Regions from separate parts of the Mus musculus genome. Here regions 2 and 3 are each linked to region 1. A link is a loop called in an ENCODE intact Hi-C map of the cell type or tissue named here. Cell type or tissue: left cerebral cortex. All regions are shown on one strand. Each heading gives the region's core, and the rest is flanking DNA. Links, peaks and the distances in the headings are about the cores only.

Region 1 (10,917 bases), core at 2,564-7,563:
AATGTTAGCCATAATTTAGACTGCATTTCTAAGTGACCATAGACTTAGTAGTTATTCTTTATTATTCACAGACTTAACTTTGAAATCCTGATGATTTATCTTTCTACAGTGGTTGATTTGTTGTTGAATGGGAATATTAATTCATATTTCACAAATATACTGGGAATACCTTGTGCGATCCAAGCATCAACAGCACTTGCTAGGAACACAGAATTGCATCCTCCTTCCTATGAGTTAGTACCTTCATTTTCCTAGAATCTTCAACTGTGTTTGTATCTCCACTGAGTCTGAAAGCATTGTCACAGACCACCATAGACCTGCTGAAGTTCCCGTGTGCCTTAGGTACCCATGTCTCTGGCATCTAGTGTACACTTACTAATAGTTCCACGATCAAGGATCTTTATAATTATGCTAAAACAATTGAAACAAAATAGACAGCTCCAGATCTAGTTTTCCCCCTCCCAGATCCACCTTAAACTTGTTTGACATATCTATTAAGATTAAGTATATAGTATGCATTTTTTCTGGAAAAGCAATCTGACACCGAGAGACAAGAACACAGCGGTAATGAAATCCCCCCATTGACTAGTCCACATTCGCAGCTGGGGTCACTACTCTATGAGCACTAGCAGGGAATCTACAATCTGTGCTCACTGAGTTTGACAAAACTGTAGCATTTCTCTTAGGGGTGGTTTGGAGGTGGGAGGACAAAGTCATAGTTTCCATCCTGCACTTTCATTTTCTGATCACAGTGTTTTAGAAGAATCTGGGCTTTACTTATTCACCAGGCTTTCAATAGAGAATCACATTAATCCTTTTAAGCTCCTTATTCTAATGATTTATTTTGTTGAAAACCATAGTGATACTCCTTTGAATTTTAATGATCGCTGGCTATTCAAAGATTCATTGTTTTGACTTCCTGTCCTTACCTTTGTTTCCTGCATGTCTGTGGGGAACACCTGTCTAATACTGGATCTGCCACTGGTTCTCGCTGGCTTACCAGAGTCACTCAAGCCTATCTCTGAGTGTTAAGTTGAAACGCTAGCTACTCATCCATGACAATAAATGTAGGATGTATGTTTGCAGAGATAGGCAGGTAGACAGGCGAGGGACGGATGAATGATTGAGTCATTTTCCGGAGAAAAGAATGTTTTTGGATTTGTTAGCATATGTTATCATTGTTGAAAATCTGGAAAATAATTTAGTAATAAACACTGAGGTGCCCCATCTAGGAAATTGAAATGAGAAAGCAGTTTTGGGTTTTGAAAGTGCTGTCTTTACCCTTAATCTGGGATTATGAAACTTTGGCAAATTGCTGGCCCTCCACTTCTCAGTCTGCGAAGGGATGGCATGCTTCCTATCAAGGACATAGTCACGGTTTCTTTGTTTGGAAAGGGGCAGTAGATGGTAATCACCATGACGTGGCTCAGGAGGGAGCATAGGAATTATATGTTGTGCTTTCCAAACCTGGGAAGTGGCTCTGTCACAGCCCTGCATTCCTGCTCTGTCCTCTGTGAAACCACACAGAGGATTTTCCTTCTCCTCTTACAGGTATTCACCCAGGAACACCCTGGGTTCTCAAGAATATATTATTCTAATATGAGATTTTTAACAACTACACTGTATTTATGCATAATACATTTTCGTGCCTTATCTTCAGGCTTCTGGACTTTGATTCAGAATATCAGGAGCTCTGGGATTGGCTGATTGACATGGAGTCCCTTGTGATGGACAGCCACGACCTGATGATGTCAGAGGAGCAGCAGCAGCATCTTTACAAGGTTAGAGCTACCCTTCCTGCTTTTACTTTGCGGTGGAAGATCTGATTAGCCTGACAAGTGTCTCTCTCAGGATAGCTTTGTGTTCATTGTATGTATCATGGTGTCTATTAGAATTCCCTCCCCTGTCCTCAAACTCATTTCCCTCCCTAGTGTGCTGACAGGCCGCACCGACATCATAATTCCAAGAAAGTTCCCTTTATCACATCCTGTTTGGTGTAATTCTAAAGAAGGACAAAGCTTTATCTTCAAGACCAATAGCAATAAACGAAACTGCATTAATAAAAAGACTGAAACAAAGCAAAGCAGAGACGGGCTGGTGACATTTAACAGGATGTGTTTCCATTGGAGCACTCAGGTAGATTTGGTCCACTCCTCAGAGCTTCTCAGAGAAGACAGAGATTTGCCTTCATTTTGACTTGTTGTTACCAAAGCACAGGGCTCATGCAATTTGAGGTATGTTAGTGATGCATACAACAGGCTCTCTCATTAAATCTGTGCATTTCAGGTTGTTTAAGAGTTCTCGCTTGGAATTCATATTGATCTCAGACAATACATCTGATAACTATCTATATTGCTTCCATGTCTGCCAGATCCCCCTTAACCTAGAGTGTTTTACCAATTCTACTTAAATAGCTTTAGAAATCCTTACAAAACAATCATGTGATTTTTACTGGGAGGAAAAATGGCTGTAAGCCTCAGAGTCCCTGAAAAGGCTGTGGGGGAAGGAAGAGGGACGTTCTACTGAAATATCAGGCTGCAGTAAATCTTCCTCATTTAAGCAATTTTTATTGGAGTAATTCTGACAGTTGTCATCCTTGAATTGCTTTGAGCATATGGCATATTTCAAAGAGCAGATTGTGAATCATAAAAAATAAAATTAATAACTAACCACAGCATCAGCAACAGTATAATGACAAGAAACAACTACCCTCTAGCTTTTTAAAAATCCTTATAGAATAAGAAGTATACTCAAGGTCAAATAAAAGTTATCTTCTTCAATTTTACCATTTTAGGTAAACCCTTCTTTCACAAAGTATTTTAACTTTTTTCTCCCTTCATGAGAGAGACATATACTTTAACAGAGTCTGATTGACATTAATTATTGTCCCTTGAGAATCATCTTAGTTAAGAAAAGATATAGGCTCCCTGTGGACTCCGCAACTGGGGACATTTTACTCTCTGAAGAATTCTGTATAGCATTGATGTCGTTCATTGACTTTTCTGTTTCCTGTATGGCTAGCTGTCCACAGAACCCAAATTGTTTTCCAACATACCACTTCCCAACTCACGTAACTAAAGCCAGGCTATTTCACATCTTATGTCAGGACCGGAAATTACATATGAAAGATGCTTTAGAAACCTGTATTAATTCAGTGCTAGAAAAATATTTTATTTCTGAAGCATCATCTCAGAACTTATTGGAGTCACGTTGCCAAATAACATTTCTTCTTGAAACATTTTGTATTTTGCCTATAAGCCATTATTTTTTTTTCTGAAACAGTGCTGTTCTTTGTCAAAATCACAGCCATATAATTTACATCACAATTAATAGGAAATCAGTGAATGAAAAAAGCAGTTGTCTTTTTTTCTTGTGGTTTTTTTGTAAGTGCTTTTCCTGAGAATTCCCATCCTGGTGAGCACTGAGTCATTACTCCACCCACTCAGGATGTCTGGGTTAAAGTATTTCTCCAAACCTTTTCCATACCGTGTCGCTTTCATCGGTGACTCAGCCTTTCACTGTGCCTCTGCTTCTAGGTGTTCAACATAGATATTCTCTTTGCATTTGGTTTCGTAAAGAAACTATAACCAAGAAACCAAAGGAAAATGCTACAGGTCTGCAAGGATCTTGATGTGAGCCCCAGAGAACTGCAGAGATCTAGAAACTTCCAAAGCAATCCTGGGGATATGGAGTTAGGAATCCTGTAGAAGTGTGGCTTTTAGATTAGAAAAAAACTTAACGAGGAGAATTGGTTTGAGGTCTTGCTCAAGAATTTCGAGGGCTCTTCGGGTCAAGTCAACATTGTCAGTGCTCGATTCCTGTGTTCAGATCTGCTTTCTGGGGAAGCCACTTTACTGATGACTTGGTAAAGGAGAATCTGTAGCCTGTTGCTCAAAGAGACTCTTGGGAGACCGGAGCTCTTTGGTTGCTCCCTGGTCTTCTTAACTTTATCATGCCACGAGACCACCTTGAGCATTTTTATCATCGGCTTCCAGCACCTCTGCCAATCAATGCTTTATCAAACTTTTTATTAAAAGCACCATTGGTGTTTTGAGTTTTGGGAACTATGTCTCCCAGCAGAGAGTGCTTGCTATCCTTATGCCTGAGCTAAAAGAAGATCTGAACCCACCTCAGAGGATTTCTAACCTATAATACTTAACCTATCTTCATTTCTTTTTACATCTCTTATAGTTGTGTGTGTGTGTATACCGCTTTGAATACATGGTGGTCAAAGACCAATTTATGAGAGTTTAGTTCTCACCTTCTACCAATGGGAAGCCAGGAACCAAATTCATGAATTCAAGCTTGGCACCAAGTATCTCTGTCTGCTGAGCTATCTTGCCGGCTTTTGCATTTATTGAAAGTGTTAACATTTAACCAGGTGGTAGTGGTACACACCTTTAATCCCAGTACTTGGAAGGAAGAGGCAAATGACTTTCTGTGAGTTTGAGAACCAGTTTGGTCTACAGAGAAAGTCTTAGGACACCCAGGGCTACATAAAGAAACCCTGTCTCAAAAAAGGGGGTGGGGAGGTGGGTATTAACATCAAGAGAAATGCCTTGCACTTATCACACACACACACACACACACACACACACACACACACACACACACACACAAGCCAAGCATGAGAGTGTATGCCTAGTGCATGCCTATAATCCCAGCTAGGAGAATAACTTTATTTGGGAACATTCTTGATGCCCTATATGAAGTGGGTTCAAACCCCAAACAACTATGAAAAATGGAAAAAAAGCTCATCCTGTGTGGCATAATTGAAAAGGATAATGGTGAATTTTCTAAAGCAACTCTCGAGTCGAGTGAGGGTAACAACTAAAGCAAGCATGAGCAAGGACAGCTCTTCATCCTGCCTCCGTTGTATCTCAACATACACACTCAGCCTTTGTTCTTCTGTCCCTGGGTAGCTCTGTATTCCACCACCCAACTCCTTCGCTGGCATAGATGGCTGGGTCCAGATTTATGCTTTGCTATGGTCCTAGGTGAGCCCCAGCAACCTAGGGAACCTAGCCTTTCCAGTGCTCAGAAAGCAAAGCTTACTTAGCACTTCCCACGGGAGCTGCTGCTTCCCCATCTGCTTTTATCCTCTGGTCTCTAGAAAGTCGTTTACCCTCAACTTCTAAATGTGGCAGAACTCATTCAGCATACCTCCTCAGTGGGATGCTCCTTGTTTTATGCTGTTTATCTCAAGCCAGCCAAACACAAAGGAACGTACACAGGGACAGAAGAGGCTAGGATAGGCAATGCATGCATTGACACGAGATGACGGAGTTTACCTCCCTCGGTACAGCCATGAAATATAAAGCACATTTTCTGTTTAAGCCATTTCCTGTTTTCATATTGTTAGACATTTAAGAGCCTCTCTTTCTAATTAATTTTACACTGCATCATTTTGAGAACAACTCAATTCATACTAAAAATTAACTATTTGCTTGATTACATTTTCTTTCCAATTTTGGGATGGTACCACCAGTGCTTTCCCTGCCCCCTTCTCTTTTTTGCCCTACCTCTGAATAGGAGCCCTCTGTGTCTATTTTCTAATAAACGCTGGCAGCTTCTTCAGCCTAGAAAATACGAACATCAACCCTTCTTGTTTTTTCTTCCTCCATCTGAGAATTGCCTCCAAGGAGAAGTTGCTCCCTCCCTCTCAGGTTCTTTCTCTCCATTCTTTCTACTCTCCTAAGTAGGACAATTTAATTTGTCAAAAGTAACCACCGTGATTTCGAAAGTTCAGCTCCTATTTGGACTAGAGTTACGGAGCCAGAATTCATAATACGAGGAGCTGTCATTCTGCTGGTCTGTGTGTGCATTAACTATTAATGGAGAAATATTTAAAAACCCACTTGCAAAGGAAAAGCCCCATTTTTTTTCCATTTCTGCAGATCAAAGGTGACATTATTCTTGGGCTCGAGGAAGCTCTGTCACCTCCTCCCATCCTACACACTTTATAGACTGAGTGATCTGGAAATCTGTCATGGATGGGAGAGCTGGACTCTGCTGCGGCTCCTCTCCCAGCAGTCACCGCTGTCTTCACGGTCCTTTAAAGGCGCACCCTCTCTGGACCACCTGACCTCCACCAGTTTTATACTGCCTACAAAGCACAGACCACAGAGCTCACCATAATCCTGTGTTGATGTATTAACCAAAGGAAGTGCTAGTCTCAGCACTCGGGTGCAGTGGTTGGAGTCTGGTGATTATTATTATAACTGAACAATAGTTACTTTCAGATGACATGAATAGGTGTATGTCTTGAGAGAGTCCCTTAGCTATGCCGCAACAATATTAGCTCATAGGATTTCCAAGGAGCTAAAAGTAACTCTGCCAGCTTGAAAGCAATCTCAAAACTTACCCATCAAGACTTTCATACCAGGAAATTTACAGTGGATTTTTTTATATTTAATTTTTAAATTTTATTATTTTGTTTATTATTTATATATTTACCATATAGTTGTACATTTTAAGGAAACAATACAAGTTTTCTGTATCTTTCTCCATTAGTGTCTGATCCTAATGTCCTGTTTGTTAAAATGAACAATTTGTTTTGCCTAATAGTTACTGAATGTATTGATTAATTCTTATATTTATGAATTTTGGATTGTTAAGAATCTTCATGAAAATACTTTCTATATATATACATACAAACATATATATGTATACATACAAACATATATATGTATACATACAAACATATATATTTATACATACAAACATATATGTATATATACATACAAACATGTATATGTATACATACAAACATATATATGTTATACATATATATGTATACATATATTATGTGTATATATGTATACATATATTATATGTATATATGTATATATACATGTATACATACAAACATATATATATATACATACAAACATATATATGTATACATAAAAAATATATATATATATGTGTGTGTGTGTGTGTGTGTGTGTGTGTGTGTGTGTATGAGATGCAGTAGCACCTCCACAGAGTGCTATGAGGGAAGAAGGTTTTAAAGTAAAAATACAAACCAGAACTAGGGAAAATATGCATAGGCCAGCGGCTTGTTCTGTGAGAAGAGTAAGTATGGCTGACAAGAGCTGCATAGCCTGTAGCATCCCTCTCAGCTAAAAAAATAGAAGTTTGAGTTTCCTGGTAGCAAAAGCAAAAAAGGAAATATGTTCACTTATACAGTATGCGTTTTGTATGAAAAAGCCATAATAGTGCCTTTGAAGAAGCTAAGGCCATTGGATATATATATATATATATATATATATATATATATATATATCATGTCTACGAATATTTATTAAGTAGTTCTTTTGTACAAGTAAAATGGCAAATACAGTATTTGTAACATCTGAACTAATTTACAGTTCAATGACTTAGTCGCTAAGTAAATGTTAGAGACTTGGAGCACAGACCTCGCCAAGAGACTCCTGTTGATGAAAGTTAACCAAGCAAACAGAGGCAACAGGGGTGAATTAAAGTACTAGACAAATAAACATGGTTGAAATGCTAAGTAAAAACGACCTGGCAAGGAGAGAGTGAGGCTTAGAAGCAATGACGGGGAAGGGTGCACTTGGAGGAGCTCAGGAAAACACCATGTAGAAAAGTCGGGTAGGTGTGTAAAAAGCTTTGCAACTTTAAATGTGTGTGAAGTACGATTATATATTCCAAGGAATAAGAAATACAGAGTAAAAGAAGATAAATGGGACATACTTGGCTTGTTATCTTACGACAGCTGATGCCAAAGTGATGTTGTCATTGCTATGAACTGATCATAGAAAACAGATTAATCACGCTATGCCTATATTTTATAAACTCACGAATATCAACCCCCTGGAATAGATTCCTTTCATTTTGCTTTGGATGGAGCTGTTGTAAATAATTTCAGATGTTCCTTGATCCTCTCATGGCTAAACTCGAGTTCCTACAACTGGATTGTATATCTGCCTCATGGTTCAGGCTGTGTTGATTGGGCTTAGAATTAAAGAATATCTACTGAATATATATTATTTTTATATGTTGGTTTATAGACTAGAAATGTGAATTGAAATTTGAATTCTGATAATTGGGCATTATATTTGGATTTCAGTACCAAATTTTACATTTCAATATTGATTGTACCAAATGAAACAAATTAGCAATCATTCAAACAGTTAGGGAAAATGACACCACACACACACACACACACACACACACACACATACACACACACTTCTTGACAATTTTTTTTTACCTCATTCTTAGTTGATTAATTGGATAGCCTAATTGTATGTTACATTTAAAACTCCATTAAGAAAAGAAAAGTATGCTTAAAATCATTATAATATTTCAAATAACATTATCTGGTCATTTTTAAAGTGACCAGAACTGAATAAAATCCACCCATCTCCACTGCTATCTAGAAATGAACTTGCTTCATTTTTATTAAAGTTCAAAAAGCCCTTAGATTAACTGTCACATTAATTTGGGCATTGATGAATCACTGTTTGATATGGATACTCAGATTTATATTTTTCTCTTTTTAATTTGAGAGAGGGCAAAACTCTTCATGGAATGTTTAGGGGAAAGGCCGATGGGATGTTCCCAAACAACCTATGAAAAATAGTTCCTGCTGGAGCTTGTAAGTTCTATTTGATTCACCTTTTTTTTTTAAAGGGGAGGGAAAGAAGAAAGATTTTAGAGACTAGGATGCTAGGAAACAGTTGGCTCTGTACAGAGGTCGAGGAAGGGAAGCCCTGCCAAGAGTCTCCAAGAGTCTCCTGTGGTGCTGCTGTCCGGAAGGTGCGCTGGCTCTGGGGCTGGCCCTGTGGCATTGTGGCGCTGTTCTCTCTCTGGCTGGCCGGCTCTGGCCTAGAGTGGATCAAACAAGCTGTGGGGGGAAAGTTTCCCTCATTTGCATCACTTCTAGACAGCCCTGTCTTACTCTTTGCTGACAGGAAATCACTGTCTTTGTCACCTTTTCTCAGGGCCCTCCTTTTGGCAGAGATGGGCCATGTGACCACGTTTAATCACAACAGCAGGGCTGGCTGGAGGCTCTGACAGGTTTTCCTCCGCACTTCAATAAATGGGGTGGAGGAGTCAGGAGGAAATGACTACATTAATTTTATAGTGAAAAAGATAATTAACACTTGAAGGCCTGATGCTCTAACGCTAGAACCTATGGGGTTACTATTCAAAACAAAGTAAATTTATCAAAAACTTGTGAAAACTATCTTATTATTATTTATTTTAATCTTGAATGGTGAGATCTGGGCACGTTAGAGGGAAAAGGAGCAGGCAGGAGAGAGGGAGTGATTGCATGTGAGGAAGAGAGAGGAGTGGGGGAAAAAGAAGAGGAAATCCTAGCAGGCATTAGCTCTGTTTGCAAAAGCAACTTAACTGGGCTAAAGCTCCGCCATTCCGGGGCTGGAGGCGGGAGCGTGTAAAGTGCCGCCTCGATGATATGAATAGACACGGGCAAACAAAAGCAGCAGTGTGCTCCTAGAAAACTCTGCTTAAAGGAGTTTCCCTGGCAACAGAAATGCCGTTCCAAAAGTAGACAGAACTTTCCTCAGAAAACATACTATTAATAACAACCTTCCGGAACAACTTGGAACAATTTGACGACTTGGCAATAATGCTGCCAAGCGTCGAGCAAATTAATCTCACACATAGAGTTTATATTTCTCTTGTCTGTGGTTCTGCTGGGGCCCGCCTAGACCTCTGCTTTTCAGTGGCTCAGGGGTGAAAAGTATTTCTCAGTGCTGCCATGGAAAAAGGAAACTAAAGAGACCTCAGTGTCCAACATCACTGGCCAACGGTTGTGTTCAGCCTTGGGAACCTACCAAGAGATTTTAGTTTGAGGAGATGAGTGTATTCCAGTGAGAACTGCTACAGGAAATCACACACTTTAATCGCCCTCTTGAATATCTCTTTCCAATAGAGATGCTTCCTGGAAAAAGACTTACTAAGGGTTAACAGCCTTAGTCTGCCTCTCACGTGAAGCACCTCTGAGGCCATAGACTATATAAACGTAATATATAAATGTAATGCCAAATATAGGCTGACTGTTACTTTTTAAAGAACCATTATTTCTTGTCAGCTCAGAATGGACTCATCTTGGGTCTACTTAGCCAAAGGGAATCATTTGAATTCTCCTAAAGGCTGCTTGCCAGCTGAGAGTCGAATGCTCCCCTCCTCCGACCTTTCTCGAATCCTTGGATGTAAAGGTTAAAAGTAATCAATATCTCATTGTGCTGCTTGGTTTCAGGGTAATAAGTAATAACCATCATGTTAAATCCAAATGATCCCAGATTGCACCTAAATGAGCTGACCCGTTAGAGAGGTGGCGTTAATTGCAATCAGGATAACCAGGAGAGTTTGCTAATAAAAGTTTGATTTAATTGTAAAAGGAACAAAACAAAACAAAATAAAACAAAATTTAATCTTTAACTTTTTGAAAACTTTTACTTAATTAAATAGAAATGCATTATCTGCTTCTATGTTAATCTGAGAGCTTTGGCTCCGTGCCCAGTGTTTGTAAATTTCCTTCCGATTTCTATAAAAGTCCTTACAAGAAAGGGCACTGACTTCTTTGTGTCCCAATACTAAATGAAGCATATGAATTTTATTATTTATTTATTTATTTATTTATTTATTTATTTATTTATTTTGAGACAGGGTTTCTCTGTGTAGCCTGGGCTGTCCTGGAACTCACTCTGTAGACCAGGCTGTCCTCGAACTCAGAAATTCGCCTGCCTCTGCTTCCCAAGTGCTGGGATTAAAGGAGTGTGCCACCACGCCCGGCATGAATTTTAGATAAATGGAAATATCATCTACCAATTTTTTTAGCATCATCTAGTTTTAAACTACTTATATCTTTACAGCTTATATTCATTCTATTTTGACTAATGAAAATTAGTCTAAATAATT
Region 2 (10,917 bases), core at 2,300-7,299, 810 kb after region 1:
TCAGAGACTACTGAGCAAATATAAGTATCAAAATAATTCAGAAACAGTACAAGGCGCGGTGGCACATTATCAATTTACAGCATTTAAATTGATAAATGCTTGGTGGTGACGGCCTACAAGGGCACTTTGAAAAGCAAAGAGCGACCTGGCGAAGAAATTGATTTTTCCCCCCCGAAAATGACTGCATGATGCATCATTTGACTGCATGCTGTCCGAGTGCTTGACAGAGATAATCTCGCCAATCCCACGGGTGACCTTATCGTTCTCACCAGGGCAACTTTGTCTACGTTCTGACTTTGTGTATGTCAAGGTTCCTCCCGGCAGGATCCTTGGGGGGGAAAGTTCCTCTGTTCAATCCAGATATTGAACTGCTAGTTCTCCCCTCTCCCTTCCACCCCACCCTCCCAAATAGGCAAGCGCGCCTCGTTATTTCCTCCGTAATTCTGAACAGCTGGCAGAGCCTGCGGCCATCCAGGGCTATGTATCTTTGCAGACTCCTTGATGGACTCATAGCACCCCTAGTTATTAGATGATCATAGCAAGGGTCTTCCTTAGCAGGCGCTGTCAAAAGACTCCCTAACATCAGGGAACACACACCATCTAAGCCAAATGGAAGAAGCTAACCCCTTACTCTCAGGGATTTTTATTCCCTCTCTTGTCCTGTAACTGGGTCTCAGAAACATGAACCTGTCTTAATTGACAGTTATTCAGTCCTTGAGGGTGCTGGGCTCATAACTTTAAAAGTAGGTAGCATTGACCATACTGCCTAGGTAGCATGTCCCCAAGAGCCTTTGCCTTTGACTCCCAGGGTCCGTCTGTGGGTGGAGATTTTAGTAAGTGATGAGGTTTCTGCAGTACCCCTTCATATCCAAAAGCATTTTCCTTCCTAAAAAGAACAATTCTCTTCCCTTCAATTCTTCTGTTGCCATACATGGACACATGAGAATGTGTGTTTACCAGCGATCTTCCTACCACACAGCTTGTCCTTGATAATTACAATTCCTGATTAGCCATTTCTTGAAAGCAGCAAATTCCCTGCCTGGCTCAGCACCCCCCCCCCCAAAAGCTCCACTCTCCCACTGCCTCTGACACCCTCAGTTCACCATCCTCAACCCCTTTTACCTCCTTCTTTCATCCACAACATTAATTCTGAGTGAACAAGACGTGCTTCCTTGCATCTGACAAGATTTGCTGCAGTCTCATGCGACAAAAACCCAACACTCATTCCAGATTCAGAAAGTAGGATTTATAACAGCATTTTAATTTAATGTTGGATGTCGAACATATAAAGAGATCACAGTAGTACTAGAGCTGGAAATTGATGCCTTTTTTATTAGTGTCCTCTCAGAAGTGGGGGAGACGCTGTTTGTGCGGTGGAGCACAGAGCAAGCAGCCCAGTCAGATGAATGAGGACATGCTATCTGCAAGGAATCATATTTCAAGCCACTGTCGGCCTCTATTGATGTGCTCAGAGTTGAAAGGTTATGCTAGTAAATGCCATCCGAATTTCCAGCATTAGAAATCGGTAGACTAATCTGCTGCCTGTCACTTGGTGCTCAGCCTACATGGACTGCGTGGGTATGCTTTACTTATTTTAATTCCAAATTAATTCCTTATTACTAGTGCATTTCTCTCTCTTCTCAATACCTTCCCCAGTCCCCAAATGGGACTGGATTTTTAACAGATCTTTAAAGGAGGCCAGTGTCAGTAGAAGAAATTTACTGTGGCATCCTATATGAGAATCATTGCTATTTTTATTTATTCCCAAGCAGAAGGCTAAACCACAGGACCTCTGGGCAAAGGGGACCTTTCTTGTTAGACTGAATCACGGGCTCCCAGGACAGCTCAGGAGAGGCTCACCACTGTCAAGTGTACAAACTGAAGATCTTCGATGTCTTAATTCTAACATTAAAGTGAGCAAGAGAAGAAATGAGGCCCAGCATCCTTCATTCGGTAGAGAAAGAAATGTGAAGTCAGAAATGCTGCCTAAGAAACATACTTGCTTTATTTGTGTGCTGGACGAAATGCTATTTTCCAGTTCATTTTTGAATTAGAACACGGAACAAAAGTAAGATTCAGGAAATTTAGCTATCCTTCTAAGTCTGTAATTTATTCATTTTTAAATAATGAAACGGTGTTTTTCTGAATTAAGCCATGTATTATTCATGCAGGCATAGAAAGTGCAATGTCCCTGGATTTCTAGAAAGCAATGTACATTTCTTTGCCTGGCAAGCACTATTTTCTATATGGTATTAATTTTATGGCTTGTTTTATTATGCAAAGTTGGAAAGTAAAGATAATTTCTGTCCATAATGTGGTGCTTATGTAGACAATATATGCAAAATAGTACCCTGTACCTCAGCCAGCATCCTTCCTCAGTTAGCCTGGGCCCTGGGAGAGCAGGAGCGAGTGCAAGCTGCTTAGATCAAGAATAGGAAATAACTTGACCTGCTGAGAAGAAGGTCAAAAAATCGCTAAATTCACACAAAATCCAAATTTCATCTCTAGATACACACGTTCAATCTGTCTTAGGGTTTAGGGCCAACATGAGACATCATGGACAGAAGTAACATTGTTGCAATTTCAGTTGAAAAAAATAGTAAGAAATTGACTTTGGATTTTTTACATACATTCTAGAACTAGACTGATAACCTGAGAATTAATGTTGGTTTTAGACACCAGGTATCCCATGGCTTTCTGCTTTTCTTATTCTTGCACCTTCATTTGGAAAATCTCATTTTCTGCAAACCACCACTTTTAAAAAGAATGATATCAGTCCATTCAATTATTTTAGCTATTTTGATGTATATGTGTATTCACATGCACATATGTTAATGAGTGGATACTATTGGCTATGTTCTGGTTTGGGTTTTGCACCTATTCTGCTTTTTGTCTACAGATATAAATAATTTCTGATTCACTAAACAGCAAAGCTGATTTTCCTTTGGTCTGTCTCTCTCTTTCTCTCTCTCTCTCTCTCTCTCTCTCTCTCTCTCTCTCTCTCTCTCCTTTCTGGCTCCTGGAACTACAAATTCACCACATTCAATAACAAGACGTAACCTTCCTCCTAGGCTGTTAATTTTTAATGTGCTGGCAGATTAAATCTATTGCTTTCGATAACCACAGAAACTTTTTGAGAGCAGGAGAATGTATGCAAAGAAGGTTTTCTCTGGGAAGGAACAAGGTGGTTTGAGAGTGGACGTTTCTCAGGGATGCTGAAGGCCTTGCCACACTTAACACAGCACACCAGTGAGCCTAGGGTAGGCTTTGATAAATCTCGAGAGTTTGTGGACAAGAACAGCGTTTGGGTAAACAAAAACCACTGATTATATTTACAGTTTTGATGTTGTTGATATTGTTTTGTTGAGCTGTTTGTTTGTTTGTTTAGTGGTTTCTTTGTTTGTTTGTTTTTGTCTAAGTTTGGGCAGAAATAAACTTTCTATTAAGAATCCCTACCCACTTTGGCTTTCTTGATAGTAGCAGCATTATTCTGAAAAAACAGATGATTTCTTTCTATTGCAACTCAGGCAATGGTCACTGGCTACCAGTTGGGAAGGGCTAAGGCTTGAAGGGACAGAGATGTTGGAGATGGTGGCACCAGTCTCAGATTTTCATTATTCTGCCATCTTGATTTCCAAGTTGTTTGTTCCTGCTGTAATACCTGAGTCTAGCAAATCAACCTTTCTAATTATTAACTTGGTGTTTATTAGGAGCTAAAACAAACAAACAAACAAAAAAACAAACCCATATTCACATGATGGGCTTGGTCCAACATAGGGCAGATACAGAGGAACACTTCTAGAAAATTCTAGCCCCAAGGTGATTCTTTCAGAGGAAGCGTGAGGTTTGACTTAAGAATGTTAACGCTGATGAAATTCCAAATGGCTCCACAAACATTCCTGTTAGTGCTACAGAGACGTTTCTGTAGTTGCTGTGTTGCTTTCTTCTTACTTTGGACTGTTCAGAGAACCTTTAACCCCCAAATCTCAACAGTGTGTGACGGCACACCAGAGAGGCACAGGGATGAGGTGTTCAGAGGCACCAGGGCAGGGATGATGGTAGAAAAGTAGGTGTTCTGTTGATAGGGCTCACCCCTCCCTGTGAGCATCGGCACTTCCTCAGGCTTGGTTGCCAAGTGCTATGAAAATGGCCTTTGCCACTTATCAAAGTCCACATGTTGCAGAGCCCAGATGATGTAAGTTCAAGAAAAATGGAAGTGAGAAGAGGCCCCAAAGCCACCATCTTTCCATCTCCTTAGTTGCAGGTAAGAGTATGCAAGGACCAAGAGAGGGCCAGGCTGTTCCTCTGCTTTCCAAAGCCTTTTCAGTTCCAAGGAAGTCGGGCCGGTTGCTAAGATCCACTCAGCTCTGTAGTAGAAGCATGGGCTCGCAGCCTTGGGTATAGTGTTCATTGAAATTACAGGAGTCGAACTGAAGATAATCCCGAAAATGTCACAACTTCTCTGTGACACTGGGTGATATGTTTATCCATTCATTATCCCGGAGAACACCTGGGGCGGTGCTCAGGAAATCAGATAGTGCTTTTTAAAATAATTATAAAAGAAGCCAAGATTAGCAGGCAGACAATCCCGAATCATGATGTTACTAATTTTGAACTGTTTGGGGGCATCAGCTTCCAAGTCACAACACTGTAATAACTGACTACAACTGTCAGCAGTCCCGAGAAGACAGGGTGCCAAGTCTGACTATTTCTAAAACGCAAATGTTTCCTGGAGATGAGATCCAAGCACTCATTTTCTGTTTATAAAATTAAGACACTCTGTGGGTGACATTTCCTATTGTCGCTTTCTGGCTGGGTTCTTTTGTATGTGTTAGACATGAAGTCGGTGGGGAAGCAAGAAAATGAGCCTGGACCGGGATCGAGGAGACCTGACTGGGTCTTATCTGTTCTCCTAGCAGGGCCCTAACCTTGAGCAGCCCACACTGTCGTTTTTGAGGTTTCCAGCACTTCTGCTTTGCAATCTGTTCTCTTGCAGTTCACTTAGCAGTGGGTACGCATCGTTCCCTTCCCCGCCCCCATGAGGTGCTGGGGCAGCGTCAGGAGAGGGAGGCTGGGAGAAGGCTATCTTATTTTTAACCTTCAAAGGAATTTAGCTGAGCAGATGCTACACTGAAGTAGTCAGAGTAGAAAGGAAATGATACGGCTTCTAAAGGGCACAACTCGCATATCTACTGGGCTAAAGTAATTCTGGCAATGCTTCAAAGGATATAGCTTTGGATGGCGAAGTAGGTAGGCTGTGCAGTGAGATCACATATGGCAGGCTGTCAAAGTCGCCTACACTTTCCGTACATTTATATAAGTGCAAATGGAGGCTCTTAGACAGGGTCCCCGGCAATTTCCTGCTAAGACTGCTTTCAGATTATCTGATATTATTTGACTAAATTATCTCTGTAGAAGCGAGGACAACTTTTATGATCAAATATTTTGAAATTAGTTTTCCTCGTTGGCAGATTATCTGAAATATGAATTGCTCTCGTTTGAGCACTCGAAATTGAAAGGCTTTTGGTAATGGCAATTATACAAAAACAAGGGTACTGAAGTGCTGTATATCACGCTGAAGGGGATATGTTTATAGGTCAGTGATGTCAATAACTGGAGTTCTTACAGATTCCTCGCCGTTACCCTTTCGTTCCCAGCTACTGCAAAGGACAGACTGACGTTCTTTTTTAACAAGGGTTATTCCATTTTGAGACTGCATACTGATTTTACTGACTCCAGGCATGTAAATGTAGTCAATTCATATTTATTACATTTCCCAAACCTTCCATGGGGTGCGTGAGGATGTGGAAAATGGGAGATACATTAAGAACACATAAAAGTCTAAACAGGTCTGAGGCGGTGCTCTGTGCCTCTTGACTTGTACCTCCTTGCAGCTTCTTGGGGATAGCTTCCTTTCACTCTGTGGCCTTCTGTCCATGGGTGGGACTTCACGATCAATGTGCAGAATGGGTATGTTTCACCAAAGTATGTTCAGTCAGGGAGGTTATAATGCTAGCTAGCGTTGGGTGAAATTGCTATCCCCATTTTATAGATATGAAAACTGAGGCACTGAGATTAAATACCTTTCATCCAGAAAGTAAGAGAACCAGCACTGGCGCTGATCACACTGTTAGCCATGGTTACCAGTTGCTCCTGGAGAGTTGTTAAGTAATTAGCTTACCATTTTGATTCATTCAAGTTTTATGGGTTAAAAGAACCCAAGACTTGGAGCAATTAAGCCTCCAGCTTAGAATCACGAAACAGAGAGTGTTTCTATGCCAATACACGTGAAAGCTTAGGGAAGTTCCATAAATATATCTGAAAATTCAGATTTTTTTTAAATATGCCAAGTTTCAGTAGTGGGGCTAGGTAATCAATAATAAGGTCTGTGGTTCTTCCATGTGCCAGAAACAGCTCTAAACCCATTGGTAGCTATGGCATCTTCCCTGTTGTCAAGGACACCAGCTCTAAGATGCTGCGGGCATGGCAGCCAAGAGACAATGGCCTTCACATGGCCTCAAATGTTTCATTGAGTGCTGAATGTTGCATGTTGCCAGAGAATCATAGAGATGGTGAATGCAGGTGGCTAGCTCTGCCTGGAGGAATTTGTAAAGGATTAGCAGAGGGCTGACATTTCAGGTCGGGCCTTTATGGCCATTTCCCACGTGGAAAGGAGGGAGGTGGTGCCTTTGCCAGACAAAGGTGAAACACATTTGCACAATTATTTCTTGTGGTGAGAGAGACAAATCGCAAAGGAAGTCAGCAAACTAGGAAGGCAGGCGTTGTTCTGTGGGACCGTGGGAGCTGTAAAATGTTTCTGTAAGAAATGTACAGTATTAAATTCATGCCTTAGGAAAAATAGATTTGGTCAAAAAAGCAAAATAGATGGTAGAGAGTATCTTCCATTTAAGACTGAAAACTAGAAAATGGTTAAAACGGGACATGTCCCTGGAAATCCCTGGTGGAGTGGGGGGGATTTAAAAAGCCTTTTTCAGATGAGGCTAACATCTGGGTAGCAGATAGAACTACAGGAAGAAAGTGTTTTACAGCTTAGTTTGGCTTACAGCGTGTGACCCTCAGGAAGCCTGTGGGACATCTATTGAAAGGGCTTTGGAAACTGGAGGGAGAGGTTTGAGTTCACAGTTCCAGGTGGGAAAGTGGTTGGCCTTTAAGTGGGACCCACCCACTGCCACAGCAGTTAGAGCTTCAGAAAAGGAACTTGCAGTTTAAGAATGAGGGAGATTTGGGGCTGGAGAAATGGCTCAGTTAGGAAGAGCACTTCTTCCTCTTGCAGAAGACCAGAGTTCATCTATGCCTGTAATTCCAGTTCCAGGAGATCTGATACCCTGTTGTGGCCTCTGTAGGCACAGAAACATGAATAGATCTTAGAAATATTTTTAAAGGAGTTGTGGGGCTGCTAAAAAGGTAGGCCTGAGAGATATCCATTTACTCATAGGCAAGAGGGAGAGAAGGCTGTATAGACAGATGATTAGGTGGTCAGAACATATTTATACAGTATCTTCCCCAAGAATCATGAGAAGCTGTCACTGGGAAAACCAAACCAAAGACCCACAGAAAGGATGCAACTGGTTATCTAAACTAGAATAGGAAAAAGCCATTCCACCCTCTAGGGAGAAGATGGCCAGTATTCTGGATCACTGGGGAAGGCTGACCCCTGATGCCATGGGTTAAAGGGCAAGAGGAACGCGTGTATTCAGGACATCTTGGTACACTTCCAAGTCATTTGATGGTAAAGAAAGGAGTAAGGGAGCAAGGAAAGGCTTGAGAATTGTCTAGGAAGAGAAAAAGCAGACAGATGACATGTTGAAATTGAAGCAACTTCCACACTAGGTTGTAAGGCCGGAACAGGGCTAGGGGGAGTCACTAAAGGTTTGAGAGAAGGGCCATGGTTTTGAAAGGAGAAGGATGACAGTGGAAAGGAACCACTTAAGTAAGGCAAGCTCTCCTCTCACATGTCTGCTGCAATCAAGCTGAAGGATGGGTCTCATGGACAGGCATGGAGAAAGGAGGTGAGCCAGAAAGGGATCCACCCCAGTTCTCACCTGTGTGCTAAGACTAGCCAACTGCGGTCTCATCATGCAGGGTTGCAACCATGATGGCAAACACATGGAAAGGTCAGAGCAGAACAGGCCAACCGTGGACGGAGGGCAGGGTGGTGCCGTCTCTTCTCTGCCAAGCCTTATAAAGATGTGGTATGGGAAACGTGGTAGGTAATGGTGGGTTCTGCTATAGACAACCCCCACTGCATTGCCTGCTGTCCTGTCGCTGAGTGTCACTCTTTAGCCACACCATGCATCTGCTGCCCAGGTCCTTCCCGTTACTTACTGTTGAGCAAGACTACCAAGCTAATCAGAACCTCGGACTGCATTCGTCAGTTCCCACCCCATTCTATTCTGAACCATCTTCACCGAAAGGGAGCATTTTTAATATTTGTAACTTGGAGCTTCTCTGACCTCACAGTCCGAGTCCGTGGGATAAGTCATTTTACCAGGTCCCTCTGGATTTGTAGGCTCCCCAGCTGCCCCTCAGTGTTGCTTGCTACAGCGATCTATTGTGGCGGTGATACAGCGTCTGTCTCAGAAAGCATGGGCAGCACAGCCCTGCAGGAAGCGCTCAGTGAAGGAGGCTGCTTGTGTCATCATTTAGAGTGTATATTATTGTAAAGTTTCAAAAACACCTCCAGGGTTTAAAGATTCATTTCCAAATCTTACCTTTTAGCCGGCAGTGATCAGAGGGAAGGCTGTTTAATAATTCTCACCGCACTCCACCTGCCTCGGTGACGATTTGGCTCGTGTCAAAATAGATTACATTAAACTTTGGAAATGTATCTCAATCCTGGCTTCTGGGGCTTGGAGAAGAAGAAACGGAACAAGGAGAGAAGATGGAGAAGAAGAAAGAGGAAGCTCATAAAGAATAAACGCCCCACCCCCATAGCCCTCCCTGTTCTTTGCACTCCGTAGTAGAGACCTGTGGCCAACTACCTACCGTTCTACAAATATTTAAATGGAATGTGTAAAGTAAGCCGTGATCTATGCCTGCTTGCAAAAGTGGGCCTATTAAAGGAAACAAATGTGTGTCTGTTTCCAGCCGAGGCTGTAATGTGTGGGCTAGTGTTCGTGCCAGCTTTGCTCTGCATTCAGTGTCATAAAGCACACAGTTTATGGTACCGTATGAATTTGTGGGGCTGATTGTTTTATTATATTCGAGTGTAAATTCTGCGTCCCTTTTGGTTCCACCACCATTCCCAGAGAATACAGGTTTTGTGCTGATACGCTGTTTCCCAGCTCTAGGCATGGCCTGCGCCTACTCCTGACTGTAATTTACTTTCTGGTGTCTGTCGCCTTAAGCTTGCCTTCTGACTAGCTTGTTGAATGATGTGCTAATCCATTATATTTTTCAGACAAGTGTATCGACCAGTATAAACAGACTGGAGGGCACAAACCTAAATGAAAGCTATACTTCCCTGAATCATTTAAGAAGCTACGGCGTGGTGGCAGTGTGAAATAACCCGGCTCTCTACATTAAGTAAAGAAGAGATCTCAACAAATAAAACACAACATTGAGATCTCCCCTGCCTGTGGGCGGGAGGCCCCCCACTTCACCTGCTGGCACTGACTCACCTCTCTTGTTTGAGCCGGATGAGAAGAGAATGCTGTTCACGCGTTCTCTTCTGATCTACATCTGGACTGACACCCAGGGCTCAGCTTGCCCTGCCACCTGCGAGGCATTCTTGCTGGATCCTGAGTGTGTTTCATTTGAAGTCACAGACATTACTGTGTCATGTTTATACAAATAAAGAGCAGAAAGCAGGCACTTGAGGAACTACAACAGGAAAAAGTAATTAGCCTTGGATTATAATCCTCCAAGTCCTGCTCTTTGAAAGAGGTGTGAGAATAGACCGGAAGGGGTTTGAGGGAAGGACATGTCAAATATGAATCTTTCTTTTAAAAAGAATGTGTCTGTGGGGCCCAAACTGTATCATTTGCAAGGCCAAAGCCACAGTGGCATTACTTCTCTCAGTAAGAGAACTACTACTCTCGGGCTAGGACGTAGCTCAGTCAGTAAAGCTCTCATCAGCTGAGAGGATCTTCGTTCAAACCCCAGCACTAATTCAAAAAGCCAGGCACAGTAGAACAATTTTAGCAACACCCACCTAACTTTCACATAGACACACACACACACACACACACACACACACACACACACACACACAATTTATCTACATCACTGAGGAAAGAAAGCAAGCTACTGGTACTTCATTTTGTTTCGTCTAAGCTACCTGTCTAAGCTACCACATAGTTGGTACCAAGCCATGTGGAGGAAATAGCAAAGCAGTTCCCTGATTCCCTGATGAGAAACAGGGTTCATTTTCTTCCCAGGGGCCTTTGATGCATGTTGCTTTTATGCCCAGTTGTACTAAGGATTACTTGTTCCTCCTTAGATTACATATTAAAACCATCACATTCTTCTGATATCGCTGTGCCACTTTCTGGGGGTTTAAGCTTAAGTGTGTGCTTCCTCGTTCTGCTCCTTAGTGGTGAGGTACAGCCCACAGCAGTTGCCTCAGAGTACGTGCCTGGAGCCCTCCCTGGATGATGACAGTGATCCCAGTTTGGGGACTCCTCTAGCATGGCATGGGGAACCCTCCCTACCTGCCCAGCACTACCTTCCTGATCCCCAGCTCTTGTCAGGATAAAGGCAATGAGAACCTTATTTTAAAAGAGTGACTGGGCAGAACCTGAGCAATAGTGACAACTTAAAATTCAGAACCTGAAGAAAACAGTGACCTCTTTAAGGAGAATTGGCTTATGAGTCCTTTGTTCTAAAGGCCAATAGCTATAAGTTAGATCGGGGAGCCTTCCCTTCCCACCCCCAATCCCTACCGGGTGTTAAAGA
Region 3 (10,917 bases), core at 3,061-8,060, 110 kb before region 1:
TTTTTGGAGGGCATTTCATAATAGCAAGATAAAGATATTCAGTGCTTTATGATGTAAATTATATTAATTAGAATGTCAACGTTGCCCTGGCACTGTTCTGACAGAAATTCTAATCTGTGTTTAAACAGGACTATATGAACTTTATTTCACATCAAGTGTGCTGTCTTAATTTTCTTGATTTAATATTTTATGGAAAACACACATCCAGCTTTTGAGGTTCCAGAGGGCACGAGGGCATAAGGTGCCCTAGCTGTGGGGTGCTCACCGAAAGCCAGGAGGAGTGGCTGGATGGCCTGGCAAGGGCCTTTCCTCTCTGCGTAGCATGTCCCTGTGTCACCATTGCATATCCCTGTCTCAGCTATCTTACAGAAATCTTGCTTGACATCCCTGTGCCAGCCTCACCTCATGCTAGCCCAAAGCTAGAAGTTTCTTTTATGAAGGGGCATTTTGTATTGTTATGTAGTTGCAACTAACTCTATATATCTAATGTTAACTTAGAATGTTGCTAATACAATGTCAGAAGTAAAGTCTTATATTATCATTCAGTTTAAATTGCTACCGTGTCTATGACCTTACTCTATGTAGCCTTAGCAATTGCAGAACTTTTTATTGGTGGCTATTAAGAAGCTCAGGCAGCTCTCATTCCAAACATGGAGTCACTGCCCACTGCTGTGGGTCACCAAAGAGTCCTTCCTGATGTCTCTCTCTGTTTCTGCCACAGGATTACCATCTTAGGGGGGAACTCTCTCTCTCTCTCTCTCTCTCTCTCTCTCTCTCTCTCTCTCTCTGACTATTCTGGCTAGCATAGAGATGATATAGGTAAAGTTTGCTTATCTCTGCTTTTCAAATGGCGAGAAACTATGGTTTGCAGGCCGGTTCACCGACTGTTAAGTCAGTCTCCCATTGAACTTCTGAGAATAGCAGTGTGCAATAGCCACATTAGACTTCTGTGCATGGTTTGCTGTGGAATGCTACAGAAATCACTGGGAGTCCCTGGACTCTACCAGGCCAGTTACCATAGGACAAGGCTTCTCTGTCCACCTTACCCTCTGTCCCTGATTGTCACCTTTATCTTATTGTATTATCATTGTGCTGAACTAATATTCTTTTAGTCTCAAAAGGAGGCAAAGCCTACCTTTCTATGAAAACTATTCAAGTGAGCTTAGAGATTCATATCTTAGCTTAGTCTATACAAACCATTATTGTTCCCTGATGTGGGAGCAGAGGGTTTTTACAGTGTCACACAGTAGTGGAGGTTGTCACACAGTAGTGGAGGTTGTCAGATACACTCGCTAAATCATGTTTTTCTAGATCCTAAGATTTAGTCTTCAGTCTTTAGGAATGTGGGACCTGAGAGCGATTGTCTTCTCTGATATAATACATTGGAATAGGTGGTCTCTTCTAGTATTTACTCGTAAAGATAAACAAATACCAAAACAACAGCTGTACATCTATATCTTCATACTTAATTCAATTATTTTCCATGATGGCAGCCAAGGGTTTTTCACCAACACTAATCAATTAAAGCTTTACAATGTCTCTCTGAGCGAGAGTCAGGAATTTTATTTTAGCTGTAGGAAACAGTGTGAAATTGTCATGGTACATCAGCGATTTTCCATGATAATTAATCATCTGCTTGCAACCTGGCTGCTCCTTCAAAAATACAATTCCCATCTTTCTGGAAACTGGCACTTTCAGGAAATGTCATTTGGAGGTGGTGGATGGCGGGTGCTGGTCTTTTCTGAAAGCAATGTTAGAAGTAGCATTGTACGAATGTACTACGGGGAAGACTCCTCTTTCTCTCTTTCCTTCACTGTTGTCTGTTTCCTCTTCAAAAACAGCTCCACTGGAGTGTTTGGCCTGCGAGATCGCGTATCTTAGAGTATGAACGTTCACGAGCTTTGACAATCTGAAAGATACATACACTCCACCAACATCACGATAGTGAGCACATTCATCACGCCAAACCTCCTCATGACACTTTGAGATTCCTTCCTTCAGCCCTTCCCAGACTGCACTGCAGCCCTAAGCAACTGCTGATTTGGTTTCTGTACTATCCAGTTTGCTCTGTCTCTAACTTCATAGGGGTAAGGCCGGCCAGCATGCTCTCCACTGGGGCACAGGCCTGATCTCTCTCCTTCAGCATGTTTCTTGTTAGCTATAATGACATCGCATCTACCGATGTTCCTTCTGTGTTGTTCACATGTGCATGGGCCACGCCTGATGCCTTGAGTTCCTGATAAACGTTTAATGTTTCCTCCACAGTCTTTCAAATTATGTATACCTGAGAAGAAGCACAATACATGCAAACATTGTGAATAGCCACCGCATGCCAGAGGACGTAGCTCTGGGATAGACCGTGTGCTTAGGAAATAGCCATCGAGAGTGTTTAGATTTCGTTCCTTTAAGGAAATGTTCAGCAGTAAGGCCACAGAGGAAGCCATCCTGGCTAGATCCACAGTTTGTCCATGTGCTTCTGGAAGGAGATCTCTCATCTCCAGAGTCCTTGGAAGACATACCTAATTCACCAAATGAGCACCACTCCATAGACATCGGAGCCAGGAAAACAAACCAGATCTTAACTCATTTATAGCCAGTCAGACTATCTAGGGTGAACTACTGTAGTCCAGCCAGACCAAAGAGTTGGGCAAGAGCAATGACTAAACCTAGGGTAGGGCCAGTCTTAAAACTTGGAGAGGAAATTTGGGTAGGCGTCCCATACTCTATGGCACAAGGATTGATCAATTTCATGTTGTCTGGCAGTTTTAAGTTTGTTATAAGAACTCTCTGACTATGTAGCCCAGGATGTCAGGGAACTCACTACGTAGCTCAGGCTGGCCACCAGCTCAGAGTACCAGAATAGCAGATACCACCATGCTTGTCTTAAGAAGCAACATTTGTAATTTTCAATTTGATATGTGAGAGCTGTGTAACACAATGGCGACTATGGGTTCAAGATTTTAGTTCATATATCTGAAGCACCCGTGCAACCAGGCAGATCCTGAGGTGCTAGAGCAATGATTCTCAGCCTTCCCAACACTGCCTCCTTTTAATGCAGTTCATGTTGTGGTGACCCTAAACCAGAAAAGAATTTTCATTGCTATTTCCTAATTGCAACTTTGCTACTGTTATGAACTGTAATGTAAACCTCTGGGTTTTGACCCTCCCAAATCTCCTAAGGGGTCTCGATCCACAGGATGAGACCCCCCCCACCCCGCCCCCGTGTGGAGCACGCTGCTTGAACCTGCCTTCTCTTGGGCCTTTCTATTGAACAGAGATGACCATAGGGTATACGATATAGTCCTGACCAGGAAAATTATATAAGATAAATGAAGGAGTTCAGAGAAAAGGTTTAATGTTTTCCTAGAGATAATTAGATGAAGGCCTTGAAGGGCATAGATTACTCTGTTGGATCAAATGAGAGGAGAGAGCTGGGGTAGGGACATCACGGTGAGGGTCATGGAGGAAAAGAGTGGAAGGGGACTGTCAGGTGAGGTCGAGCCTCCACTTGAGCCTTGAAGGGCGCTACTGGACAGTAAGGGACACTAAGTGACGATTTAAATCGCCAAATGTTTCTCAGGGGTACTGAAACTTTTGGCTTTGTGTCAAGCAGAAGAGTGACAGGAGTCAGTCACAAGTCCCATGGGGGTAAGGCCAGGCTGGCATAGTTTAGCTGAATGATCACAGTAGAGGACTGGCTTGAATAGAGTATTTGATGTTCTACTACGGACAAGCAGTTATCATTCTTCAAAAATGATGGATTTTTGCCTGGCTGTGTGCAGACATGGCAGAAACTACTCGAAGTGGGTGGCAGTATAAAGGTCTGAGGAGAGGCCTCCCTCCTGTCCTCTCAGACACCAGCTCTCTGCTCTTTCTTGATATCATCACACGATTATCCCAAGTATTTAAAAACAGCTACACATATGTGCGGTGCTTTGTGCCCAGCTTAAACTAGCAACAGATCAAAAGCAGTAACTATAACACAACTTTATCCTCTTTGGATGGCTTTAACAGTATTTCCATCTGGGGTACTCTGTGATTTTCTTTAAGCAATCCTTTATGCTAGACCCTTAGGTTATGTGTAGTCTTCTATCTCCAACGATGCTTCTGTGCACATGCTCAGACCTTAATCATCTTGTTTGGTATGAGCATGTCCTTACATTCAGACTTTCTGGCTAAAAAGGCTATACACGTTCAAAACTTTCATCTATTACTAGATTGTCTTTGGAGACGATGCGGTGTGTGCTCCGTGCTGAGCACGCCCACTGCCGTCTGCTGTTGAAGCTTGTTGCACACTGCTTAGCCTTGTCCATGCGGTGGTTAGCAGGGATGACCACTGTGCTTCCAGCATTTGGGGTGGGGTTGTCACCTTCTCCATGTTTGGGGGCATCGTTTGCATTTCTTTCCTTGGGTCTGTCTGCTCATTATCTGTGTCTGGTCTTCTGTTGGGTCATTACTATTCTACTTCTGGATTTACATGCATTTCTTAAATACCAAAGGAAGCAGTCCCTTGTCTGTGCCGTGAATGGAAAATATCTCGAAAGGAAACCATCAAGAAGTCTCTTCCAAACGTACAGGGACATCTCAACAATTTGTGCCTGTACTTAGGCAGACTTGGGAAGCCATGCTGGACCTCTGCACCTGGCAAAACCAGGCATGAAAATCAAAGCTAAAACCTTAGATATAGAGGGTCGAGTTTAAGATCAAAGAGTTTGTAGGTGGATTCGGAGATTAAGAACATCAGAGCAAGCCGGGCGGTAGTGGCACACGCCTTTAATCCCAGCACTCAGGAGGCAGAGGCAGGCGGATTTCTGAGTTCGAGGCCAGCCTGGTCTACAGAGTGAGTTCCAGGACAGCCAGGGATACACAGAGAAACCCTGTCTCTAACAAAACAAAACAAAACAAAACAAAACAAAACAAAACAAAAACCCAAGAACATCAGAGCAGTGGGAATGGAATACTGGGTGAGTGGGAGTGGGTTGGGGGAGGGGGACAGGAGCAGATTACAGGGCGAATCAGGGGTTCACACCAAGAGCTGCTTTTGAGACTCGCTCATGTTCAGTCAGAAATGTCAGACAACATCTTTTTGTCTGCCCTGTTCTGGTCTATGGCACCCTGAACTACACCCAACTGAGTGTGGGAAAGACTCAGATGCAGGGAGGTGTGTAGATGGATGAATGCTTCTCCGCATGAGCCGGGCCTCCAGGCACTGCCAGGTGTGTGTGTGTGTGTGTGTGTGTGTGTGTGTGCGCGCGCACACCAAGCTACTGGGACATCATCACTCCACAGATGTAGCAGTGTGTAGTGTGGACTGAGGAAGCGCGATTCAGCCCCTGCCTTTCACTCAATGTCTAGTTAAAGAGAAACATCACGCTACACTCAGTGAGAAAAGCAAACAACGTGAGACAGCATAAAGCGAAAAGCACAGACCTCCACCCTGCCGACTAACCAGCCCAGGCAGTCTGCTCTGTGTTCTGTGGAGCCCTTTTATGTGAGACGAGCACACTTGCAAGTCCGTGTTGGATATAAGTCAGTAAAGTGCTTCCACAGACCTGTTTCCATCTGTATACAAAAGAACTCCGGTACATTCTCACAGCTCCTTAGTGTTTGATCACGTGGACATGCCCCGGCTTATTTAATTAAATCTTGTCATGATGGGCACTTTAGCTTCTTCCTTATTTCTGCTTTCTTTTTTCAAACCGTGCTCCACGAATATTCAGTCTAACACTGGCAGACAACCTTCTTGTCCTTTTCCAGGCAGCCTGCAGCAGCAGCTCAGGGACCCCATGTAATAAAAAAAACCTCTATCATCCTCTAGGAACAGCTTTCACTGTAGGTAATAAGAACCGAGGCAGATCCGTGTTTGTGCGTGGGAAATCTGAGTCCCCATTTACAGGTGGACTTTAAAAGCACAGCCTTTTGACCCTCTTTGTTCATCCTAGTATTAGTGCCTGCAATTTGTGTTGGCTGCCACAAGGTGGCAGAGGAGCACCAGACTCCACTTGTTCTCGAGGTCCCATCTTTATTGTGCCCTCGCCCGGATCTTCATAAACACAATTGGATTTAACTAGAGGACCGGACGTGTCTGGTTAGGAGAATGATCAGAAAATGCAGACGCACACGTCTCCCATCACCATCTAGATCTCTGTGCTTCATTTCTGATTCAATCGCCTTTATTTCTACCCCAAGAAAAACCAGCGTTCCCAAACACTTCTGACTGCTGGTCTTTTGCTGGCCCTCCTGTGTCTACCTCTGCTCCATTTTTCATTGCTTGAAGTTAAGAGATCACAAGAGTTTGTTTTTCACCTGCCGCTCACCTTTCCTGCTTCCCCTTCTCTGCTGAGATGACGGACAGCCATGGCCTAAGCAAGTTGAGCTTCCTTCACAAGAACAGGAGCTGCCTGCCGTGGGGCTGTGCTCCTCAGGAACAGGGCTCAGTCAGCCAGACTTCAAAGCCCAGAGCGTGCGTTGGGCCCAGTTGCCCACCACCCCCTTCAGCCTCAGGAGCAAGGCTACAGCTTTCTGAGTGCTCTGACGTTCCATTTGCTTGTCCCTTGGCTCCCATCAGTTTAAAGTGTGGCTGAGTGTTTAGCAGGATATGGTACCATTTCTCCTGTTTATCTGAAATACTCAGCACCCAGCCTGAGTCGTTTGCTGTGGTGGTGGTGGTGGGGTCTGTCAGGAACTACAGCATTCGGGCATTTTGCCTTTGCTTGTGACATGGAGGGGGCATAGGCAGAGAGGGAGGCTCATTTTGGCCATGTGACGGTCATAACCACATTCCAGTGCTCTCATGGTTCATTCTGTGTGTCTAGGAGACTCGTGTTACTTTTCCCAGTCAGGAAGAACTGCACTTCCTTCCTGCTTGGTTTAAGGGCTCTTAGGCCATAATATGTAACAATTCTCATGATTTTGAATATCGTTAGTGCCCAGTTTACTAACTTATAGCTTACTTTTTTCTCAGACAGTAATGGCTGCTTTTAACTAGATGATCAGAGAAGTGGTGAGCTTATTGAGCACAGCACATCCAGAGCTATGGTGTACTGAGCACTGAAGAAAAGTTTGCAGACAGGCCTTGCGTTCTGTGGGCCATGCACAGGACTGGCTGAGGGCATTGATTAAGGACCAGGGACTCACATCTTATCACATGGAATTTTGGGAACTTGAATCAGTTTATCTGGTATATATAGTAAAAACTTCAGATTTTTATATTAACCAGGAGAACATTTACCTATGGGATGACTTTTGGGAAGGTGACATTAGCAGTGGTAGGCGAGGAAGACTCTCCTATTTGGGCGACTTTTGCACATCTTCCTTGAGTACTTAAGAGTGTATGGTAGGAATGGCTCACATCTTCTTAAAGAAGTTGAAATTCTGTGTTTTGGCTAGTGAATCTGTGACAAGAAGGGGGAACCCGAAGGTTTCCTTTTGTTTGTAGGGGTGTGATTCATCTCCTTTGGCAAGATAAAGCAATTAAAAAAAACCACAATGGAAATAAAAATGATAATTCAGCTATTAGAAGGGTTAACATCTCTGCAGCTTTAATATTACTTCTTAAAAATATGAACATTGTATGACTAGACAGGATGTTAATAACTTGACATTACAAAAATTTATTAAATTTATTTTTAAAGTGGTTTGGTTCCCCCTTTTGAATGCATAAAGCGTGTGGGAGTTGGAATGGATCTGCCCCAGGCTGCCAAAACAAGATTTTAATGGAACCGGAGTCCTTCAGGGATTGTCCTAAATCCACATAATATTCTTAAGTCCTGGTGTTTGCACTGGGACCTGTGTATTAGCAGATGTACGTGTGAATAATATACGTATATCCATCCATCACCCTGGTGACTCCACATCCTTAAGGGCTGCCGCACATCAATTATTCCACCTCAGGGGGTAGAGAGATATTTGGGCTAGCATTGACCTTCTTTTCAATCAGGGCCTCCAAACAGTATGTTCTGGAAGTCAAATAGTCCCTTCAGACAGAACCTCTGTTTGAGCACGCGTTTGGCCTGATGTCTCCATGCTGAGGAGCTGAGGAGTCAATGTGATTACCTGTGTCAGGTGTGGAGGCAGCGTCCGGGCAGCGAATGAAAATCCCGTCACTCAGAGTCACGGTCAGCATTCAGAGTCTCACCCATCTATCTCCATCTTGCATAAGTTATTAGCCAGTCTATCAGGGAAGAGCGTCAACCTCACTGAGCTGCTCTCTCTCTCTCTCTCTCTCTCTCTCTCTCTCTCACACACACACACACACACACACAGTCTTTGAAATAAATTATAGATTGAGGAGCTAGACTCACTTTCAAAGGCTTGGAGCCATTTTTATGAACTGAGATCTTGGGAGCAGCGTCTCTTTAGGAGGAACAAGGTTTTTGCCTTTTTAAAAAAATTTTTTTGTCTGTTTTCAAGAAAAAGACTTTTCAAACACGTGGTTTTAATTTTTTAAAAACACTTGGAAATTATTTCTTAAATGCACAAAGTTCTCTCCTTCAGTTTCTGATAGTTGAAGGTGTGTTCTAGATTGTTGTGACCGAGGAACCAATGACAAAGCCACTTCATTCTGTTGGGAAAATGTACAGTGACTGGCCGTTTATTTAATTGTGTGCTAAGTACCATATGATGAGAGGGTAAAGTTAAATTGATGATTCAGGTTACCCCAGCCAGGGTACAGTTTATATGGCAATTATGCTGGGTCATCTAAGTGTAATTGGCAAGTAATTTTGTAAGCGAAGGAACATGACAGCTCATTTACATGGTGTTCACCGAGTAAAATTTGGGGACATTCATCAACCACTCTCGAGTGCAGAGTGATCGCATTGATATCCCCCGGCGCTGCAGGCTGTTGGGCGATGGTGTGCGGGATGAGTCGTGAGGTGTGCACTCCCCTCTATGGTGGCTAGATGTGTGCCAGGCACTTTTGTTCCAAAGTGGGTGAGACCTCAGCCCCTTTCTCAAGGAGCTCAAGGGTGGGAAACAGACCTCTCAATAATTTAGAACAGGGGTCGGTAAGTGGAGGCTTGAAGCTTGCTGTGGTTATAAGCGTCTAGGGTGGAAGATCAGGGAAATCTTGCTAGTGAGCACACTGAATTGGATTTTAAAGGATGTTGCGGCTTTGCTGAAATAGCACTTGCCAGACAGAGGCACGGCAAGAACAGAGTCCTAGAGGAGCAAGTAGACAAGGGCGTGGAGAACCCTTGGAGTTGAGCTGATAGCACCTGCAGCCAGATAAAGGCTGAGCCAGATACATATGCCTGGCCAGCCATTCAAGGACTTAAGAAGAGGTGGGCCTCCATCTGAGCTCTTCTGAAGACGTTGTTTTGTGTAGTAACAATTAACTGTGCTATTATGGTGGACTAGGTTTTGTTCTATGTGTACCAAGGGATTTTTATCTTTATTACCACCTAGGAAATAGGCACTAAAATTCTTTTCAAAAATGAGAAAACTAAATAGACAGGGGTTGCCCAGACTTAAACAGAGAGTGACAAGGGAGCTGGGCTTTGACCTTAACTGTCCAGGTCTGAAGCCCTTGCCTGCCGCTAGCAGTAACCCACATGATGCTTCTGGCTTCCTTGGCACACTCTGCTGGAATTCTAGACTAATCGTACTCACTAGGCTCCGAGAGCGGTGAGTGTGGCCATTCTGCTCATAGTCCTATTTGTAAGTTTGAGATGAAAGTGCCTGTAGCATACTAACACACAACCAATGTGCAGTGTGGAGGGAGGCCTAAGAAGGGAAACGACGAGGCTTGGAGCTAGGGCAGTGTCCGTGTGCAGAGGCGTGGATGGGGACACTGGTCTGGGCTTGGTAAGTGACCTGGCATGTGGATCTTGTCGCATTCTTGTATGACTTCTGATTTCCAACCGAGATACTGGAGAGGTGACTTGACAGGAGAATCCGAGGAACAGGGCAGTTCACAGTGCTTGTCACAGAGCTCTTGAGTTCCTGGGAAGAACTATGTGGGCTCAGGATAAAAGTTAAAAGAGACTTCCTCAGAGATGGCTAAAATTAGAAGGGACAGTCTGGGGACAGAACTGCCCTGGGGTAGATGAGTAGCTGGATAGCCTTTGAGACTCTTCTCTCTTTGAAAATTCTCTAGTTTAAAGTAAATAAAACTTCTCCTGTTTCCCTTCCTAAACTGCCTGGATGGAAAAAAAAAAGATAAAAATCAAAGTATTCAAGGACTGGAAAATATTGAGTCCAAATGCCTTGACTATAGATAAAGGAACGGAAGCCCGGAGGGTTACATGACTCATCTGAGGACACACCCTCGAGGGAAAAGAAGACAGGGTCATTGGTTTCTCCTCCTTAGGTCTCAGTAACATTTTTGGGGGTTTGGTGTCCATGTAGGCAAGCCCCTGGTAGAAAGTGAGACAAAAGCAACAGAAGTGTTTGTCTCTAGGGAAGAGATTATTAACAATAAGGGGTTCCTGTCACATGACAACCTAGGCCATTTATCAACCCGAGAGTGTGAATTTAAACATTTATGAATGGTTAGAGAGATGGCTTTATGGGTAAGACCATTTTATCTGCAAGCAGGAGGAGCTGAGTTCAAATATTTAGTACCTACATAACAAGCCGGTCATGGCTATACATGGCTGTAGACCCAGCACTGGGGGACACATTCCAAAAGCTCACGGATCAGGCAGCCTAGCCCAAAGGGTGAGCCTCCTGTCAGGAGAGAAGCCCTCTCGCCTGGCAACTAAGAGGAACAGGGTTAGTTCTGTGCTGTGCAGGCCTCTACAGAATAAGCATGAGCCTGTGTACTGAATGGCATGTGTACGTTACACACCGATACCACAGGTGCACAGCGCTCACTTACACACACGCACACACGTGCACACACACTCTACAGGGATTTTTCTAAGCAACATTCATGGCCAGACCGTGCTCATGGTTTCTACTCGTTGTCTCTAA

Evidence for each region. Hi-C counts contacts between places; a loop is a spot of excess contacts. Peaks named below come from ENCODE experiments on the same cell type or tissue, not always from the same donor. Only the 100,000 strongest peaks of a DNase experiment are listed, where the experiment ranks them.
Region 2: a loop joins it to region 1, with 7 times the contacts of the local background. A loop is called at or near these places in 2 of 42 quality-filtered maps.
Region 3: a loop joins it to region 1, with 2.6 times the contacts of the local background. A loop is called at or near these places in 5 of 42 quality-filtered maps.

What each region holds. Positions count from the first base shown.
Region 1 is chr12:53,024,061-53,034,977 of GRCm38, forward strand. It overlaps Akap6 (A kinase (PRKA) anchor protein 6), which reads left to right. Exons shown (of 14, transcript NM_198111.2): 9 at 1,661-1,781. Among named protein-coding and RNA genes, the nearest start is that of Npas3, 220 kb to the right of the region's middle. In left cerebral cortex, for the core only: no CTCF peak of the experiment used is centred there; DNase peaks (open chromatin) are centred at 3,471 and 5,059.
Region 2 is chr12:53,837,329-53,848,245 of GRCm38, forward strand. All of the region lies in intron 5 of Npas3 (neuronal PAS domain protein 3), which reads left to right. Gm35614 (a long non-coding RNA gene) reads left to right here. Exons shown (of 2, transcript XR_381599.3): 1 at 1-4,264; 2 at 8,740-10,917. Among named protein-coding and RNA genes, the nearest start is that of Gm35614, 11 kb to the left of the region's middle. In left cerebral cortex, for the core only: no CTCF peak of the experiment used is centred there; DNase peaks (open chromatin) are centred at 4,431, 4,755, 5,052, 5,238 and 2 more places; H3K4me3 peaks cover 471 bases; H3K27ac peaks cover 2,027 bases.
Region 3 is chr12:52,913,144-52,924,060 of GRCm38, forward strand. All of the region lies in intron 5 of Akap6 (A kinase (PRKA) anchor protein 6), which reads left to right. Among named protein-coding and RNA genes, the nearest start is that of Gm51971, 120 kb to the left of the region's middle. In left cerebral cortex, for the core only: a CTCF peak has its summit at 5,969 (motif pointing right); a DNase peak (open chromatin) is centred at 6,046.